Regions from separate parts of the Homo sapiens genome. Here regions 2, 3, 4, 5 and 6 are each linked to region 1. Evidence: chromatin contacts called from ENCODE Hi-C or POLR2A ChIA-PET data. All regions are on one chromosome and are shown on one strand. Each heading gives the region's core, a stretch centred on a gene start or an enhancer-like site at or near the end of the contact. The rest is flanking DNA. Distances are from core to core; before and after follow the strand shown. Region 1 holds the start of PPM1A (protein phosphatase, Mg2+/Mn2+ dependent 1A). Region 2 holds the start of KTN1 (kinectin 1). Region 3 holds the start of ZBTB25 (zinc finger and BTB domain containing 25). Region 4 holds the start of SGPP1 (sphingosine-1-phosphate phosphatase 1). Region 5 holds the start of WDR89 (WD repeat domain 89). Region 6 holds the start of PPP2R5E (protein phosphatase 2 regulatory subunit B'epsilon).

Evidence for each region. Hi-C counts contacts between places; a loop is a spot of excess contacts on that map. ChIA-PET counts read pairs that join two places held with the same protein, here RNA polymerase II (POLR2A). Pooled maps may share reads with other maps.
Region 2: a loop to region 1 is called in a map of B cell, with 28 times the contacts of the local background. The contact joins the promoter of KTN1 here to the promoter of PPM1A in region 1. A Hi-C loop is called at or near these places in 2 of 168 maps with a recorded cell type or tissue (B cell and naive thymus-derived CD4-positive, alpha-beta T cell) and 7 of 50 pooled maps.
Region 3: a loop to region 1 is called in a map of CD8-positive, alpha-beta T cell, with 16 times the contacts of the local background. The contact joins the promoter of ZBTB25 here to the promoter of PPM1A in region 1. A Hi-C loop is called at or near these places in 2 of 168 maps with a recorded cell type or tissue (CD8-positive, alpha-beta T cell and naive thymus-derived CD4-positive, alpha-beta T cell), 2 of 37 single-sample maps with no recorded cell type and 9 of 50 pooled maps. POLR2A ChIA-PET finds 5 or more read pairs at or near these places in 2 of 52 experiments (PC-3 and activated B cell).
Region 4: a map of naive thymus-derived CD4-positive, alpha-beta T cell shows a loop between it and region 1 (12-fold over the local background). The contact joins the promoter of SGPP1 here to the promoter of PPM1A in region 1. A Hi-C loop is called at or near these places in 1 of 168 maps with a recorded cell type or tissue (naive thymus-derived CD4-positive, alpha-beta T cell) and 8 of 50 pooled maps. POLR2A ChIA-PET finds 5 or more read pairs at or near these places in 1 of 52 experiments (GM12878).
Region 5: a map of ascending aorta shows a loop between it and region 1 (14-fold over the local background). The contact joins the promoter of WDR89 here to the promoter of PPM1A in region 1. A Hi-C loop is called at or near these places in 2 of 168 maps with a recorded cell type or tissue (ascending aorta and naive thymus-derived CD4-positive, alpha-beta T cell) and 13 of 50 pooled maps. POLR2A ChIA-PET finds 5 or more read pairs at or near these places in 1 of 52 experiments (CD8-positive, alpha-beta memory T cell).
Region 6: a loop to region 1 is called in a map of B cell, with 21 times the contacts of the local background. The contact joins the promoter of PPP2R5E here to the promoter of PPM1A in region 1. A Hi-C loop is called at or near these places in 2 of 168 maps with a recorded cell type or tissue (B cell and naive thymus-derived CD4-positive, alpha-beta T cell) and 8 of 50 pooled maps. POLR2A ChIA-PET finds 5 or more read pairs at or near these places in 1 of 52 experiments (CD4-positive, alpha-beta T cell).

What each region holds. Positions count from the first base shown.
Region 1 is chr14:60,247,927-60,250,557 of GRCh38, forward strand. PPM1A (protein phosphatase, Mg2+/Mn2+ dependent 1A) reads left to right here and starts at 1,295. Exons shown (of 6, transcript NM_021003.5): 1 at 1,295-1,751. RefSeq lists enhancers at 1-98, 641-1,369, 679-728, 789-1,138 and silencers at 1,239-1,338, 1,539-2,278.
Region 2 is chr14:55,578,873-55,581,503 of GRCh38, forward strand. KTN1 (kinectin 1) reads left to right here and starts at 1,335. Exons shown (of 44, transcript NM_001079521.2): 1 at 1,335-1,482. KTN1-AS1 (KTN1 antisense RNA 1) reads right to left here and starts at 1,220. Exons shown (of 3, transcript NR_027123.1): 1 at 1,064-1,220. RefSeq lists enhancers at 560-679, 690-779 and silencers at 1,220-1,479, 1,540-2,179, 2,359-2,631.
Region 3 is chr14:64,502,545-64,505,175 of GRCh38, forward strand. It overlaps ZBTB25 (zinc finger and BTB domain containing 25), which reads right to left and starts at 1,294. Exons shown (of 3, transcript NM_006977.5): 1 at 1,117-1,294. It overlaps ZBTB1 (zinc finger and BTB domain containing 1), which reads left to right and starts at 2,226. Exons shown (of 2, transcript NM_001123329.2): 1 at 2,226-2,402. RefSeq lists enhancers at 426-545, 606-705, 1,476-1,565, 1,666-2,336 and silencers at 1,026-1,455, 2,056-2,315, 2,426-2,535.
Region 4 is chr14:63,726,745-63,729,375 of GRCh38, forward strand. SGPP1 (sphingosine-1-phosphate phosphatase 1) reads right to left here and starts at 1,321. Exons shown (of 3, transcript NM_030791.4): 1 at 517-1,321. The coding sequence starts at 1,200. RefSeq lists enhancers at 467-968, 613-662, 1,623-1,812 and silencers at 923-1,022, 1,313-1,412.
Region 5 is chr14:63,640,532-63,643,162 of GRCh38, forward strand. It overlaps WDR89 (WD repeat domain 89), which reads right to left and starts at 1,340. Exons shown (of 3, transcript NM_080666.4): 1 at 1,273-1,340. It overlaps LOC105370532 (a long non-coding RNA gene), which reads left to right and starts at 1,530. Exons shown (of 3, transcript XR_001750790.3): 1 at 1,530-1,666. RefSeq lists enhancers at 928-1,587, 1,142-1,241, 1,652-1,921.
Region 6 is chr14:63,542,068-63,544,698 of GRCh38, forward strand. It overlaps PPP2R5E (protein phosphatase 2 regulatory subunit B'epsilon), which reads right to left and starts at 1,310. Exons shown (of 14, transcript NM_006246.5): 1 at 712-1,310. It overlaps LOC112268140 (loricrin-like), which reads left to right and starts at 717. Exons shown (of 1, transcript NR_158218.1): 1 at 717-2,597. RefSeq lists silencers at 806-945, 986-1,125 and enhancers at 1,362-2,353, 1,416-1,625.

The DNA of each region.
Region 1 (2,631 bases), core at 45-2,544:
CTGCCTTCTACAATGAAGTCTTTGGTTTGTGTGTGCATCAGAACATCTTTTAAAAATACGGACTTTTCTTCTAACTTCTTTTCCTGCGAATGTGGTGTAGGTCAAATTCGTGAACTGGTTAAGCCGCTGACAAGAGAGGGAAGGGCACCCCAGCCAATGGGAACCCGTGCTGGTGATGTACTGCTCCTAGGCTGCGATTCATTGGCTGCCTAGGGTTTGTCATTCTATCCCCGGCGTCTGCAAGCAGCGTGGGTCGGGTTTTCCAGCTAGCTAAACTGGATTTTGGCCGCTGGCACGTGCAGTTTCTATTAACTTTAGCTCATCTCTACCTCTTAATAGAAGCAGCTGTTATGTTTCTGATTATTCTCCTGATTTTGAAAAATCCTGTTCCCTTAACCTACCTCATTGGAGGTCGTTGGAGGTCCCCTGGGACAGAACCACGTGATTATCTAACATGTGCAAATAAATACAATGTGGAATCCCCTGAACTATAGAGGGAAAACCTGCCAGAAACTCAGAGCATGTGCCCCGTGCGTGAATCAGTTGCACTCGCACATTGGTGGGCGGTGGTAGCGTGCTTGTGTCTCTGCCCTTTGGGTCGCGAGGTGTGTGGCCGTGGCACCTGCTTGGGCTTCCTGGGGTCACTGGGAGAGGAAGGCTCTGGAGGAGTGGGACTCTGGGGTAGGGGGGTCTGGCAGCTGCCTGGGACCCACCATGGGTTCGAAGGGCAGCGGCCAGACCGCGACGGCGCCCAAGAAGGGTGGACAGCTTCGGGTCTGTGCTCGGGGCTGCGTGTACACCATCTTCGCAGGGAGTGGGGTTTGTATCTGCAGGCAGGTAGAAGAGCCAGGGCTCCGGGCGCGGACGCCGTAGGGGTAGCTTCCGAGTCCCTACTTGGCCAAGGGCCGGCACGGAGGGGCTGTCGATCTACTGGGCACCTAATAGCCGCACATTCTGTCCAGTCCCTGGCGCCGGAACGTGAAGGCCCGGGTCCTGGCTGCTATCCGGGATCCGGACGCTCCCTTCGGCTTCGGCCTGGTGCTCCAGGCCGTAAGGCAAAGGCGGCGGCAGCAGCAGCGGCAGAGAAAGAAGCTGGGTAAGGCAGTGACGTCATCTGTGGCGGCCCCTCCCCCGCCCGCCAGCCCTCACCGCAGTTCCTGCCCAACGACATCCGGGTCTCTGTAGCTGCGCGCCGCGCCGCAGCTGTAGCGGCGGCGGAGCCAGCGGGGCGGGGCGAGCGGAGGGGTGGGGGAGGGGCGACGCGGTCGTGAGCGCGCCTGCGCGGGGCCGCGCTAGAGGCGGCGGCGGCGGCGGTGGCGGCGCTAGGGACGGGAGCGCGCGCGGGAGCTAGAGAGCAGTGGTCTCGGCGCTCGTCCGGCCCGCAGCTTCGGGTCCTCAGGCGGCTGTTGCTCCGGAACGGGTGGTTGGGGAGGGGGGGGTGGGGGGACTCTAGACAGCTGAGGCGCGAAAGCGATGAGTCCTCGGCTCTTCCTCCTCCTTCTCCGGGACCCGCTCTCTGCCTCCCTCTCCAACGCCCGGATGATCTGAGCCGCGAGGGCGCCGACAGCCGGGGGCCCGGACGCAGCCCGGCTCCTCCCCTCCTCCGCCCCTTCCCCAGCCTGACCTGGCCCGCCGCTGCAGCGGTGACCCCTCCCCCGGCTGCCGCCGTCGCCGCCGCGGTGACCCCCTCCCCGGCTGCCGCCGCCGCCGCCTCGGCCGACCAGGGACCTGCCCGCCTGCGGCTGCTCCGGGTAAGTGCGGCGCTCGGGCCGACGGCGGGCTGGCGGGCGGTGCGGGCCTGCGCGGCGGCGGCGGCGGGCAGGCCTGGGGCCTGTAAACAAGCCGGGCGTCTGCCCGGGCGCTCCCGGGAGGAGACGCGACAACTCCACCCCCTGGCCGGCCTCCTCCCCCGAGCCGGGCGGCGGACGGCGAGGGGTTAACGCTCGGCGAGGGCGGTGGCGGGGAGGCGGGGGCGGGGTGTTAGTTGCGGTGGCGCGGGGAGGGGGCGCGACCCTCTGGCCGTCCGCGGCCGAGATGGGTGTTTGTGGCGGCGAAGCAGGCGACGGCCGCAGGCCGGCCTGGCCGGAGAGCGGCCTGCAGAACTTTTCCCGAGCGGGGAGGGGGCGTCCCCGCGCCCCCACCCGCTCGGGCGCGCCGCCCCGGCTGTCCTGGGCTTCAGCCCCTGGGAGGGAGGCGGGGAGACTTCCTTTGAACCGGGCTTAGCCTCGAAAAACCTAATTCTGTAGAAATTGCTTAAGGTTTTACAGGGGGCAGGGCTGAGAGACTCCTTCAGAACTCAAGTCAGTGAGTGATGCCTCTAGTTCATTCATTATTAAGGCATCGAACAAATCCATTGAAGTAAATTCCGATTTCTTATCCTTTTAACTACGTAAATCGGGTAAAACTTCTTGATGTTAGAGCTTGGTTGAGGTATGGTTCTGTTCTGCTTGTAGATTTTAAATAAACTTGGAGCCTTTTCTTGAAAGACAGCTGGCTGTGGAGAGCCTTCTACCAACTGCAGTTTTAGATACGTTTTGAAAATTTCATCACCTGAGGTATTTTTCTTCTCTCCTGAAACACCACATGGTACAAATCCACAAAAGTCATGCTTCAGTTGTCCAAGCCATGGGA
Region 2 (2,631 bases), core at 85-2,584, 4.7 Mb before region 1:
TTGGAGGTGCTCTAGAAAACTTAGAAATGATTAGAATAAAAAGTATGGATACTTTTAACCAGCCCATGTACAGGAAATTCTGTTGGTGTAGAAACGGTTCTGCTGTTCATTCCTTAACTGCTTCTGTTCCCACTTTGTCAGATGTAGGGCGAGGTGGTGGTGGTGAGTCCTAATTTTTTCTATCTCTATCCACAGTCTGGAATCGTTAGGATTATTTTAAGCCTTCATAACATTTGCGGACAGCTTGGAGTGTTTTGTACATGTAGTGGGGCAGTGCCTGGCCTCCTGTGAGAGATTGATCATCGGTAAACAATCCACACGAAACTCACTTGCCAGTGGACGGGGAGGATCGCTGCCATCCTTTCAGCAAAGAGCAAACGAATAAGGAGAGATCCGGGCCCATCCCTCCTCGCGCAGCAGTTTCTAGATTTTTACCCCGGCTTCATAAATGGCTACCAGCTGGCAGTCACAACACTTTCATAATGTTTGCACACAACTCATTTGGGTCGCTTTCTTTTCTTTCCTTTTTTTTTTTTTTTTTTTGAGAGAAACGGAGAGTCTTACTCTCTCGCCCAGGCTGGAGTGCAGTGGCGAGATCTCGGCTCACTGCAACCTCCGCCTCCTAGATTCCTGCGATTCTCCTGTCTCAGCTTCCCAAGTAGCTGGGGCTACAGGCGTGCGCCACTATGCCCAGCTAATTTTTTGTACTTTTTTTGGCAGAGACGGGTTTTACTATATGTTGGCCAGGCTGGTCTCGAACTCCTGACCTCAGGTGATCCGCCTGCCTTGGCCTCCCAAAGTACTGGGGTTACAGGCGTGAACCACCGCGCCCGACCATTATTTGGGTCGCTTTCTAATTTCTTTCTCCGTTTGTAGCTAGCGTTGCCCGAAGGAGATTTCAGAGAGATCCCCTGGAGAAAGGGACGGGGGATGTCGTTTTCCAGTAATTTCTGGGGGAAATCTGGGATAGTCAGGGGGTAAATCTAGTGCCGTTTGCTGAAGTTAAAAGGCGTGGGGAGCCAGGTGGTGCCCTGGAGGGAGGGCCGCGCGAGACGAGACCAACCTTCGGGACAGGGGAGAGCGGGGCTACTGAACGCAGGGGATTCCGCTGAGCCTCCAGCCCCTGAGCGTCCACCTTCGGCCCAGCTGGGGGACGCGGTCTCGGGAAGAAAGCCCGGAATCCCGAGCCGGCCAGCCGCGAGCAGCGAGTACCGGAGCGCGTGGGCAGGCGCGCGGAGGCAGAGGCGGGCCGGCGGCTGTCCCTTTAAGGGGCCGGTCTCCCGGCGCCGCCGGCCCAGACGCCAGGACGTGCCGGGTCCGCCCCGCCCCGCCCCGAAGCCGCCCGTTTCCTGCCGAGCGGCGCGACGGCACCTGAGCGACTGCGGCGGCGGCGGCGGCGGCGGCGGCGCCTCGGAGCGGGCGGCCCGGGCTGTAGTGCCGGCGCCGCCGCGTCTTCCCGGTCTCCTTTCCCGGCCGCACAGGGTGAGGGAGAGCAGGCCGCACCGGGACGGGCGCCGGCGGCGGGGAGCGCGGGGGGAGGCGGCGCCGGCCGCGGGGTCCTGGGGCAGGCGGGAGGGCCGCGCCGGGCGGGGGGGCGCGGCCGCGGGGCCCGGACGCCGCCCGCTGGGTAGGCCTCGGGCATCCGGTTGCCGCCGCGGGGCTCTTGTTGGGGCCGGGACGCCGCAGGGGGCGGGCTCGGAGGGACCTCCTCGGCCTCGCGGGGCCGCTCTGGGCCCGACCCCGGCTCTGTCGCGGCACCCGGGGCGCGGCCGAGGGACACCCCCCACCCTCCCCAAGGACGACTCTCCCGAAGGCGAGGTCGACCCGAGCGGGCCCTGGGGTGACCGAGGCACCTATTTTTAGCCAAGCCTGAGGGCCCCCGGGAGGGAAGGCGGATTACCGCCTCCTCGGCCGGTGGACGGAGGCAGCGCGTCTCCGGCGGCGTCCCCGGGCCGGAGCTGGGCCACACTTACGCCATGCTGGAGTTCCAGTCCTCGCCGCTGCCTCCGGCGGTCTGGGCGCTCGCCCCCTTCCCCGGCGCCCCTCCCGCTGCCCTTTGCGAGTCCCCAGGTCAGGGCGGGAGGCGGTTGGGCACGGAAAGCAGCATGAGGGGGGACTTTGGAAAAATCCATGGACCACTCTCGACACCGGCGAAGTTATCCCTTCCTGTCCCCGAGGGGTGTGTCCTAGCGATTCGGCCTGACCCCTTCAGTTTCCAAAAGTGAGATTTTTGGCCTTGGGGACCTCGCCGGAAAACTACGCGGGAAGTCTAGAGAAGTCGTCTGGCTCTCAGCCATACGTCTGGTGTGGGATGTGCAGCCCCGCATGCTGGCGGTGAAGGCGCTGGGTGCACTAGATGTGGGCAGCCCCGGACGCGGGCAGCGGCGTCCCAGCCGGCCCCAGTTGCACCTTGACTAGGTTAGGTTGAAAGTAAGCTGTTCAGTGTTGGCCCTTCTTTCCTGTGGGAGGAAGGAGGAATCTAAATTCAGAACTGTGTTGGCAAACGGATTCCTTAGCCGCTATTTAAGTTAGTAGTGCTTAAAGAGCTACGGTTGAAGTTAACTGTTAAGGTGTGTGTGTGTGTGTGAGTGTGTGTGTGTGATGACTTTGTGGAAAGCCTTGAGTAAAGAG
Region 3 (2,631 bases), core at 44-2,543, 4.3 Mb after region 1:
AAAAATACACCATAGGCGGCCTACCTCACCTAGAAATACCATCAAACCCACACAGTGGCCATGCCTGACTTCTCCATAACCTGAATCAAGCCAAGTATATATAATGACCTCCGCCGGATACATTCTCTACAGGTGAGTGGGGTAAACTGGCACTGCGGTCCTGGCATGGTGGAGAGTGCAATCACCAAGGTGTCTGGAGCCTTGGAGTCTTAGCTATCAAGAGGTGTAGCTAGCTCCAGCTACATCACGCTCTTCAGGCCTGGTGTCTTCTCTGTAAAACGAGAGGGATGAAACAGATTTTCTATAAGGCACCTCTCGGCTCTAAAATTTAAGATTCCAAAGTGTACTTTACATACATGACAGAATCTTGTGAGAGGATCAACAGCTCTGCCAGGACTTGAGTCTCAAGAGAAAGAATGCCAAATTTAATCCCTTGGGGTGATGCGGGCGCTAACTGTTGAAACATGCTAGGTGCCGTCAGGTTCCAGGTACTACGTTGTGCTATGCGCTGCCTCCGCAACTGGTAACAACTGATTACTCCAAATACTGAGTGCCAGAGAAGACGGTGATAAGATGGGTCAAGCTTCAAAAAGAAAAACCGGATATGCTTAGAACAAGATAAACATAATTTGAAGATAGAAAAGGGGGGGATGTCTTCTTGCCCTAGAAACGAGGTAATCACAAGCTGGGAGTGGAAACAGTAGCCGCAGCGTCCTCCCAGCATCTGGAAAGTCGCCCGCTCGTAAGAGGGGTCGGCGCTACCCGAGGGAGGCCGCAGGCCTACTGGGGTTTCCTGCTGGGGGTCGCACCCGGACCCGCGGCCGGGACGGCTCTGCACCTTCGCGGCACCCCGTGTGCCACCCTGAATCAGGCCCCGGCAGCCGCTCCTACGAGCAGCAAAGGGTGGTTCTGGGTATTGTCGGCCCAGCGCTCACTCGCGGATGTATTTTCCTCCTGTGCCCTGCCTGACATCTCAATCGGACCAAAAACACCCCTCTCCCCAGCTACTTGCATCTGTCCCGCGACTGGTGCAGCTGCAGGCCGCCGCCCTGGGTGGCTCGCGGCAGGAGGGACTGAGCCCGGGGCAGCCCACAGGGGCAGGACCGCGTCGCTTACCCAGATGCCGCCGCGGCGGCAGGCCGACTCCTCCGTGCAGGAGGGGCGGGCTCCCAAGCCGCGCACTGCAAGCAGTGGCGCCGGCTCACGCACCCCTCGGCCGCCTCTCGCGCGGCTTCCCGCGCCGGCAGCCCGCGATGGCCCCACGTGACCGCGTGTCTGGTAGCAGGGGAAAGAGGGGCGCCAGGGCCGGGGTGTGCGTGCGTGCGTGCGTGCGTACGTGCGCGCCCTCCCGCCCGCCCGCCTCAGTGGCCGGGCGGGGGTCGGCCCGCGCTCTGAGTGCCGCCGCCACAGTTCGCAGTTGTGACTCTGTAGGCGGAAGCATAGGGACAAGCCTGAGCGTCACAGGCTCCCCACAAACAACCGCGTGACCCGGGGACTTTCCCCAGGGTGTGCAAAAGCACAGGCACCCCCTCAGTTCTGGGGTGAAGGTGGGGGTGGGGAAGGATGCGCCCGCGTGTTCGCTGGGGAAGGGATGAGGGCGCGGGGCCAGGGAGGCCGAGCCGCGGGAGCCTGGGTGGAGAGGCGGACTGGGCGAGGTGGGGCATGGCGGGGGAAGTGACTCAGGGCCAGAGGCAGCAGGCCCACGGAAGGTGGGGTCGGGGGGGCGCGGGGACTGGGCGACCCTGAACCGACGGGGCAGGGCGAGGTTGCCGGAGCACTCGAGGCGGACCGCGAGTGACGGCCCAGCTGCTGGGCCCAACGGGCAGGGGTCTGACATCTGGACGGAGTGGGAAAGCAGCCTCGCATCCTGCCCTGGGGAGTCGGGAGGAGCCCAGTTCCATCCAGCTGTGCAAACAGGAGGAGGAGGAGGTCCCAAGCCTACCCTTGAGAGGGGCAAGAGGGGTGGTCAAGCCGCCGCCGCCGCGACGGCCCCCGCGGTGCGGGTTGCGCCAGCCTCCTCGGAGCTCGACGCAGAAACTTGTTGCAACAAACAGGCGACCGCGGGTGCCCCTAGCAGCCAGCGGCAGAGTGGGTGGGCGGGCGAGAGGGAGGGGAAGGCTGGCGGACGCCGCAGCGAACTGGTGGGCAGACCCGGAGTCGCCGCGTAAGCGGGGCCGGCTCAGTGCGGTGCGGCAGGCGCGGCTGTGCGGCAGCGGAAGTCCTTTGTTGCAGCACAGTCCCTGGCAGAGCCAGAGCCTCTCCGCGCAGCCCAGCCCGAGCGCCGAGCGCCGCGCGCCGCCGCCACTGCAGCTCGCGGCCCCTTCGCCTTCGCCCGCCTTTCCCGCGGCTGATTTGCCTTAAACTCCCTAAAATCTCCGCAGCTCTGGTTCCTGTTGCGGCCGGTAAGTATTTGCCAGTTGTGGGGCTATTTGCGCAACTTTGGCCCAGGCCGGAGGGCGACGGGCCGCGGGCCTGGCGGAGTGCGGGGCCGGAGGGGCGCCGATCCGTGCGGGGAGCCGGAGCGCGGCGGACGCGCTGCGAGGACCCGGTGACGGGCGGCTGCCAGGCCGCCTGCTTGTTGCCGGCGCGTCAGGTCCCGGGCGTGCGGCCTCCCTGAGTCGGAGGCGAAGC
Region 4 (2,631 bases), core at 71-2,570, 3.5 Mb after region 1:
AATCGATTACTTCATTGCTTGGAACTAGCATGTTTGTTTTGGAATTACACTAACGTTTTGTAAACACTGTCTCACGGTAAAGCTAATGACTTTACCTCTTTCTGAAACAGTTTTAGGGAAGAAGGCACCATATATTACGGTGAAACTGGGTCTTAGTTTACATAGCGATTATTTAAAAAATTCACTTCCACTGTGCATTACAAGAATTAAAGCCGTTTAAAAAACTCAACCAAAGCCCAATGACAATGTATTACTCTAGGAAAAGTGTGTCCTTTGGGTTCTAAGGCATTAAATTGGAATTTAATATTAAAATAGAATTCAACGGCTAAGTATCCAGTTTCCCCCAATCACTTAATTTTTCAAAACCCAGAAAGGGCCTGTTTGCGAGTATTGTGAAAACCTGTGGAAAGAGAGGCTTTGGAGGGGAACGGTCGAATTAAAATAAATGCAGAGAGCAAAGAGAACTCCGAGTTCTTTGAACTCCCCCAGGCTGAACAGGACGAGAAGGAACCCTACCTGCCAGCGGCCATAGGTGAGGAGGACCATAGAAATGGGGATGGCGGTGCCGGACATGGCATGGGTGGAGGGCATGCTGTACTCAGAGTTGTAGAAGACCTCCAACTTGACCACGGGCGGCGAGGCGGGCCTCGGCCAGCGGATGATGTCCTTGGTGCACTGGCCCAGGTACATGACCAGCACCCAGATGACCACGAGCCTCCGGCCCACCAGAGGGTCCAGGTTCCAGATCCAGAAGGGGAAGAACAGGATGTAGAAGAGTTCGTTGCCCAGCTCCGTGCCGAAGCAGAACAGGCAGTAGAGCGGCCAGTTGCTCACGCGGGCCAGCTGGCCCTCCTCGCCCGTCAGCGAGTTGCGGCGCAGAGCGCCCGCGCGCCGCGGCGAGGCCGGGCCCAGCTCGGCCGCCAGCCCGTTCCGCACGCCGTTGGGGGCGCCGCCGCCGTCCGGCTTGGCCGGGCACTGATTGCGGTCGCTCCCGGGAGGCTGGGGGCCTCCAGGCGCCCCTGGCTGCCGCCCTCGCAGTCGAGGGTCTCCGGCGAGAGGCGCCTCCGCTTTCTCATCCTCCCTCCGGTCTGCTGAGCGGCGCGGCGGCGCTTCCACCCCGCACAGCCGCTGGAAACGGGCCACTTTCTGCGGGTCCTGCAGACGGCCAACCAGCTGGGCCAGGCGCTGCCTCAGCGACATGATAACGGAACCCCCGGGAAGGCGGGCCGGCCTCCGGCGCAGCCCCGAACTGTCCCCGCGCTCCTGGCCAGCGGCAGCGGAACCGGCACAGCGCTCTACCCTCCGGAGTCTGCCGGGTGACGGCGCCACAGGCCGCGCGCCCCCGCCCCGCGCGCGCCGCGCCCCGCCCCGCCCAGCCCCGCCCCCACCCGGGCTCCCTGAGGGGCCGGGCCGCGCGGGTCCGCCCTGAGCGCATCCGGCCGTGGCTTGGCGCTGAGGATCGGCGGGCGGCCGCTTTGAGGTCCCGGGTAATATCCACCAGCAGGCGTCGCGGCGTACGTCTGGTGGGACGCGGCGTGTCCCCCTGCTCCACCTTCAGCCCTTCTTCTCCGCGGGCTAGTGTCGCCGGATTCCCTCAGCCAGAAGTTGACTTAAAGAGGCCACGATCCCGGTGCCAGCTTGCGCAATGCCTGTGACCAAGCAGCCGGGCATCCTGCTGGCACAGAACCAAATGGTGAATGATCAATGAAGGCGAAGCAACTACCATGAGTTCGGAATCATTCGACTCAAGTAATTAACAAGTAATTACAGAGCTGTCCCAGGCGACTGATGTTCGGAAAACCATGTGCCAATTGACCAGTGGTGACAAGACTACATGTAGATCCCAAGACAGGGCCAGGTGATATTAACAGGTGTGGTCTGCAAAAGAAAAGCCAGCCACCTACAAATTCAAAATACTGTGTCATTTATCAAATATTTTGGTATATGTTAAGGGAGCACAGGTGTTCTTAAGTGTAAAATTTCCTTTTCCTAGATTCTAATACCTAGAGGGCTTGCACAGAATAAATGTAGAGAATGAATGCAGTGTATAGATTTTTGAGTTTGGTAACGTTAATTTAGACGCTTAACTTCCGTGTCTCACAAGTTACCAACTTGACTTCTAGCTAGAGCAGTTTATAAGGTCTCTGAACTCCTCAGGTCAGGTGAATGTCTTTTATATATACCTAGAGAGAGAGAGATGAGACAGGGTCTCGCTATATTGCCCAGGCTGGTCTCCAACTCCTGGGCTGAAGTGATTCTCCTGCCTTGGCCTCTCAAAGTGCTGTGTTTACAGGCGTGAGCCACCACACCCGCCATGATCAGGTGAATGTCTGTAATTAAAGAATGTGAACTACTTCCAAGAAACAGGCTTGAAATTGTCCCATGCCCTTAAAACAGTAGAAATACTTTCCTTCAGGCGTGGTAGTTCATGCCTATAATCTCAGCACTTTGGGAGGTCGAGGAGGGAGGATGGCTTGAGTCCAGGAGTTTGACAACAGCCTGGGCAACATAGGGAGATCCCACCTCTACAAAAAATGAACAAAATTAGCCGGGCAGGGCTGGGCACAGTGGCTCACGCCTGTAACCCCAACACTTTGGGAGGCCAAGGCGGGCGGATCACCTGAGGTCGGG
Region 5 (2,631 bases), core at 90-2,589, 3.4 Mb after region 1:
AGGCTGGAGTACAGTAGCACGATCTTGGCTCACTGCAACCTCTGCCTCCCGGGTTCAAGCGATTCTCCTGCCTCAGCCTCCCGAGTAGCTGGGACTACAGGCGCCCGCCACATTTTTGCATTCGTAGTAGAGACGGGGGTTTCACCATGTTGACCAGGCTGGTCTCGAACTCCTGACCTCGTGATCCGCCCGCCTCGGCCTCCCAAAGTGCTGGGATTACTGGCGTGAGCCACCGCGCCCAGGCTTTTATTGACTTTAAATAATTTCAAATTAATAAAGAAAACGGCCGGGCACGGTGGCTCACGCCTGTAATCCCAGCACTTTGGGAGGCAGAGGCGAGTGGATCACCTGAAGTCAGGAGTTCGAGACCGGCCTGACCAGTATGGTGAAATCCCGTCTCTACTAAAAATACAAAAATTAGCCGGGCGTGGTGCCAGGCGCCTATAATCCCGGCTACTCGGGAGGCTGAGGCTGGAGAATCGCTTGAACCCGGGGGGCGGAGGTTGCAGTAAGCCGAGATCGCCCCACTGCACTCCAGCCTGCGCGACAGCCTGAGACTCCATCTCAAAAAAAAAAAAAAAAAAGAAAAAGAAAAAGAAAAACAAAAAAGAAAACAGGAGCAACATTTTACAAATTATACCATCTTTTAATTTTACATCCATGGAAGCTGAATGCCACAATTTGTCAGAGACAAGCTAAAGAAAACACAAGAATGAGTAATGTCTAACACTGCTTCGCGTGAAAATGAGAACACTCACAGTACCTACCTCTTTAGATAGCCATGTGGTTTAAATGATATAATAGACCAGTTGCTGGTATCATACCACATCCCATACTACGGGTCGTCTCTTCCCAAGTGAAAATCTGCTTTCTGGCCTACAAAAGGATTATACTAAACCCTTTTAGTGGTGGGGAGAGTATCCGTGGAGAGGAAAGAGCAGGAGGAAACAGGTCTTTCCCTGAAAATGAGCAAGGGCGTTTGGCTTTTATTGAAAAACGCCCCAGAGGAAGTACTGGGAACTGCACCGGCAACAGCAGCCTGACCCGCAGAAGTTTCTTTGGCCAGGGCCAGCACAGGTTTGACCTGGTGGCTCCGACGGCGGAGCGAGACTGCCAACACGTGCACACTCCGTCCAGACCTCCCACTTCCCTCCGCGCTCCCGCGATAGCTGTCCAGCAACTCTAGCTTTCTAGACTCAACCACGGCGTCGCCGCTCGTCGAGAGGGCTGCCCATCCCGGGGACCCGCCCAGCCTGGCCCAGCAAAATGTACCTTAGTAGCCTCAACCTGTACCGGAGAAAACGCAGGCTGCGCGGCGGCTTAGAGCGGTCAAGTGGAACCCCGCCTCGACCTCTCTGATTGGGTAATGCGCACAAGAAAATCAAGAGGATTGGTCGGCTGCAGAGAGGCGGCCCGTAACGCGACGCGAAAGAAGTGGGGCATAGCGGCCCGGGGAATTCTTGCTAGCTTCCGATTGGACGAAAGCAGAACGCCTGCCCCTTCGTAGACCCAGCGTACGTACAACGCTCACACCACCACGCCGTACGCTGCGTTAGCGGAAGTTTAATGGCCCCATTGGTGGGATGCGTGGCCAATAAAGGGCAAGAATAAGGCGGATTCCGCCTTCCTCGTGGCTGACTGGATGCATCCGCTGGTACTGATTTACGTGAGTTTCAGCATTTAGACGTTCCGAGTTTCCACCGAGCCAGAGTTGGGTAGAGAGTTATTAAGATGACTAGGAGACTAATGCGGGGAGAAATAATTTAGTAGTTAGACTCAGGCCCTGAAACTACCACTCGTGTTCAGAAAGTCTACGTAATACCTTATTGTTTTCACGCGAAGAAACCAGCCCTTCAGGCCGGGCTGAATGTGGTTTAGGGATTCTCTGGCTGTCATTGGGTGAAAAAGCGATCAGTTTGAAGGTAGCTCCGCCTGGGCTCTAGGGAACTCTGGGATTTGTAGTCCGGAACTTTCGAGTCCTGTAGCTTTAAATGTGGTTGTTGCTACTGAGTTCTTTCATGTTGTTAATAACACCCATTGACATTTATTGTGGTTTGTTGGACTTTTTATCCTTTCGTTTATCAGCAGCATTAAAGACAACATTTAAGAAATGTGTAAACACTGCATGTATGTTCGTAAACAATAAATGTTAGTGTTTCCAACAATTTACTGCTGTGCCTAGCTGTATACTATATGTTCATGCTTACTGTACTAAGTAGATACTAAAATTATTTGTTTCTAAAACTTTTGCTGTTACAACAAAACAGTCTGATTTTCATATTAGTGTCCATTTACGATTATTTGAACCCTACATTTAGCAATTATGTGTACTGTGATGGCATAGGTAGCAGCTGCTTACATGAATCAAGTGTTGTTATGACATGAAGCAGAACTGGCTGCTATCTTCACAGGAAAATAGGGCTATGCTTAAAATGTCAAGCAAGACCACCATCAGGAGGAATACACATTGTATATTATTAAAGACTGTATTATAGTGTCTATTTTCAGCCTTTATTAAAACAGTTTTAGGACAGGCTTTTCCTGAGTCTATAGAATCCTGAACTCTTCTGTGAGCTAATTTAGCGGTATTTCATTTTTGTGTCTAGCAAAAGTAAAACCATTAATAAATAC
Region 6 (2,631 bases), core at 60-2,559, 3.3 Mb after region 1:
TCCTCTTCCTCCATCACTCTTTTCGTCTCTTCTTTATTCCTTATCTCTCATCTCTACAGACGATATATAGGTAGCTTTTAAAAAAATCATTTACCCCTTATGCCCGAGGCCCAGAATAAACGTCAAGGATCGCAACCCTGAAGCACTGCAAAACTGAACGTAAGGTAACAGCGGGTCCGTGCAAAGCCCAGGGAAACAGGTTTCGCCCTGGGCCAGGGCTCCCGAAGCTTTATCATCCTCTAATCAGCAGGCATGGGGCATTTCCATGGCTCAGGATAATCCAAAGGGGGTAAGGGGAAGTAGGGAAAGACAGGGAAGGGGTTTGTCTGTGGGGATGCTTACATACTCCCTTTGCTCCTAACCCACACCCCAAGCCCTGGAGACGATAAGCTGCTAGAGAATCCTCCTCACACCAAACCCCTCTTTATTCCCCGCCCCCGCCAGTGGATAAAGGGGGGCAAGAAAACGCCTCCAATCCCAGAAGGTGGAGAAAAAGGGGGGAGGGGGCAGAGTGAATGAGAGGTATCATCAGAAGCATTTGTAGGTAAATCAGACAAGTGGGACGGGCGCTCCCGCTCCCGCACCCCACCCCACCGCACCCCTCGCCTGCCCGGCCAGGCCTTCCCAAGGCCGGTGCCCCATAGGTTCCCCAGGAGGACCGGGAGGAAGAAGGGAAGCGGGCGAGCCGCGGTGCTGGAGGGACTAAGTTACCTTGAAGCTTCTGGGGAAGAATCCAAAGATGATCTGTGGCTTGGAGGGGCGGGAGACGGGCGAGGTGGCCGCAGCGGGGGCGGGCGGCGGGACCGGGACGTGCAGGGGGAGGTCCGGGCAGCTGCGGGGAGCCTGGGGCGACGGCTGTCCGGTACGGGGTCCCTCCGGTTCCGCGGCGGCGGAGCCTCTAGGCCTCACGGCCGGACCCGAACCTCAGCGTTCCGGTGGCGGCGGCGGCCTCACGATCCTCCCCCGCGGGCCCGTCCCATCAAATCGGCACCGACCCCGTTGCGGCTCCGCCGGTGGCTCCTCGCTCACATTCCTGGCGGGCGGCGCCTCAGCTCGTTGCCCCGGACCCGGCGGCGGCGGCGACGACGTGGGGAGGGGGGGAAGGGAGGGAGGAAGACTGGATCTGCAGCGGCAGCAAGAGAAGGGGACAGAATAAGGAGGAGGAGCCGCAGGAGCTGGAGCCGCCGCTGCCAGAGCCACCTTTCGCTACCCGCGGTGGGTCCCAGTCAATGCCCCTTTCTCTCTCCTATTGTCAATATCACCGGGCGGCTGAGTCCATGGCACACGCGCAACCGAACCTTCTGGCCAGCAGCGCCCGCCTCCGGCGCCCGCCCACTGGAGACTTCAAACGGGAAGCGAGGCCTCATTGGCCAGTATCCGCCTTCACTCCCCTGACAGCATGTTCGGCTGAGACCTGATCAGGGATTGGCGGCAGGAGGGCGGAGAAACGGGAGGGTGGGAAGAGAGAAGGTCGAGGATTGGGCCGAAGCTTGAGGAACCCGGATGCAGCCGCGATCTCGGGCGGTGCAGCCGCCGCTTCCGCCCGGCAGTGGGGCAAGCTGAAGTGAGAAGCCGCTGGGCCTGAGAGGAGCTCTTTAATTCCGGGAGGTGTGCGACTAGCGGATCAGCGGGCTGGCTTTCCGTGCTGTGCGGAGCCTTTGGGCGGCGGTCGTCTTGGACCGGAGGATTCCAAGGGCTCGGGTCGTCTAAGGGTCGGGGAGCCCCGGAGACTTGATCCCGCCCTGCAGCTAGTGTGGCCCCTCAGGGTTTGGGGAGTCCCACTCTGGACGGGACCCTGTGATGCGTAGGCAGGAATAAGATCCCCCGCCCGTGCCGGTGTGCCACTGCTTGTGTAAATGGGCCCCTTGAAACCCCCAGCAGTCGCTCTCCGCTGAACCTTCTTCGAATTTTCTCTCACCTCATCTCCTTTTCCTTAAACGTCTGTTTTGAATATCAGACCCCTGTAGCGTTGAAGCCAGCGCTCGTTTAATTAATGCAGGTGGGAACGCTGTCGCCACAGTTTGCAGTCTATTCATTCAGAATAACCCGCCAGTCAGCCGACTGCTCAGAGCTCGGAAAGACCCAGCTCCAAACTAGGAGTTTCGAGATTTTAATTGGCAAGTTGGACCCGAAAGAGTTAATGGAGAAGACTACTTAAATCTATCTAGAACAAGTGATGAGATATTTGGAGATGTGTTTGCATGCTTGGTGAATGCAGACGGCCAAATGGTACATTTCCAGATAATATTCTTGGATTAATGTATTTGAATGCACCCTACGTACATTTTTTGAGAGGAAAAAAGGAAGAAAGAAATTATTAATGCTAACTACAAACGTCAGAGTACCAGTTGTTCAAAACTTAGAAATTGGGGGGGGGGACAAAAAAATTAACATTCTTATTTTCTCAACTCAGAGATAACCACTTACAGTATTTGCATACTTCCTTTTAGTATTTTTTCTCTTTATGTTAATAATGTGTGTCGATCTGTAGCCTAGTTTTTTCCCTCAGCATTATATCATCTTTTCGATACGGTTAGGGAATAGAGCTATATATAAATAAAACTATATGTACCATATGTACAAGTGACAACGAAAAATGCATTTGCATTTCTCCTGTTTGTGTTGTTAAAC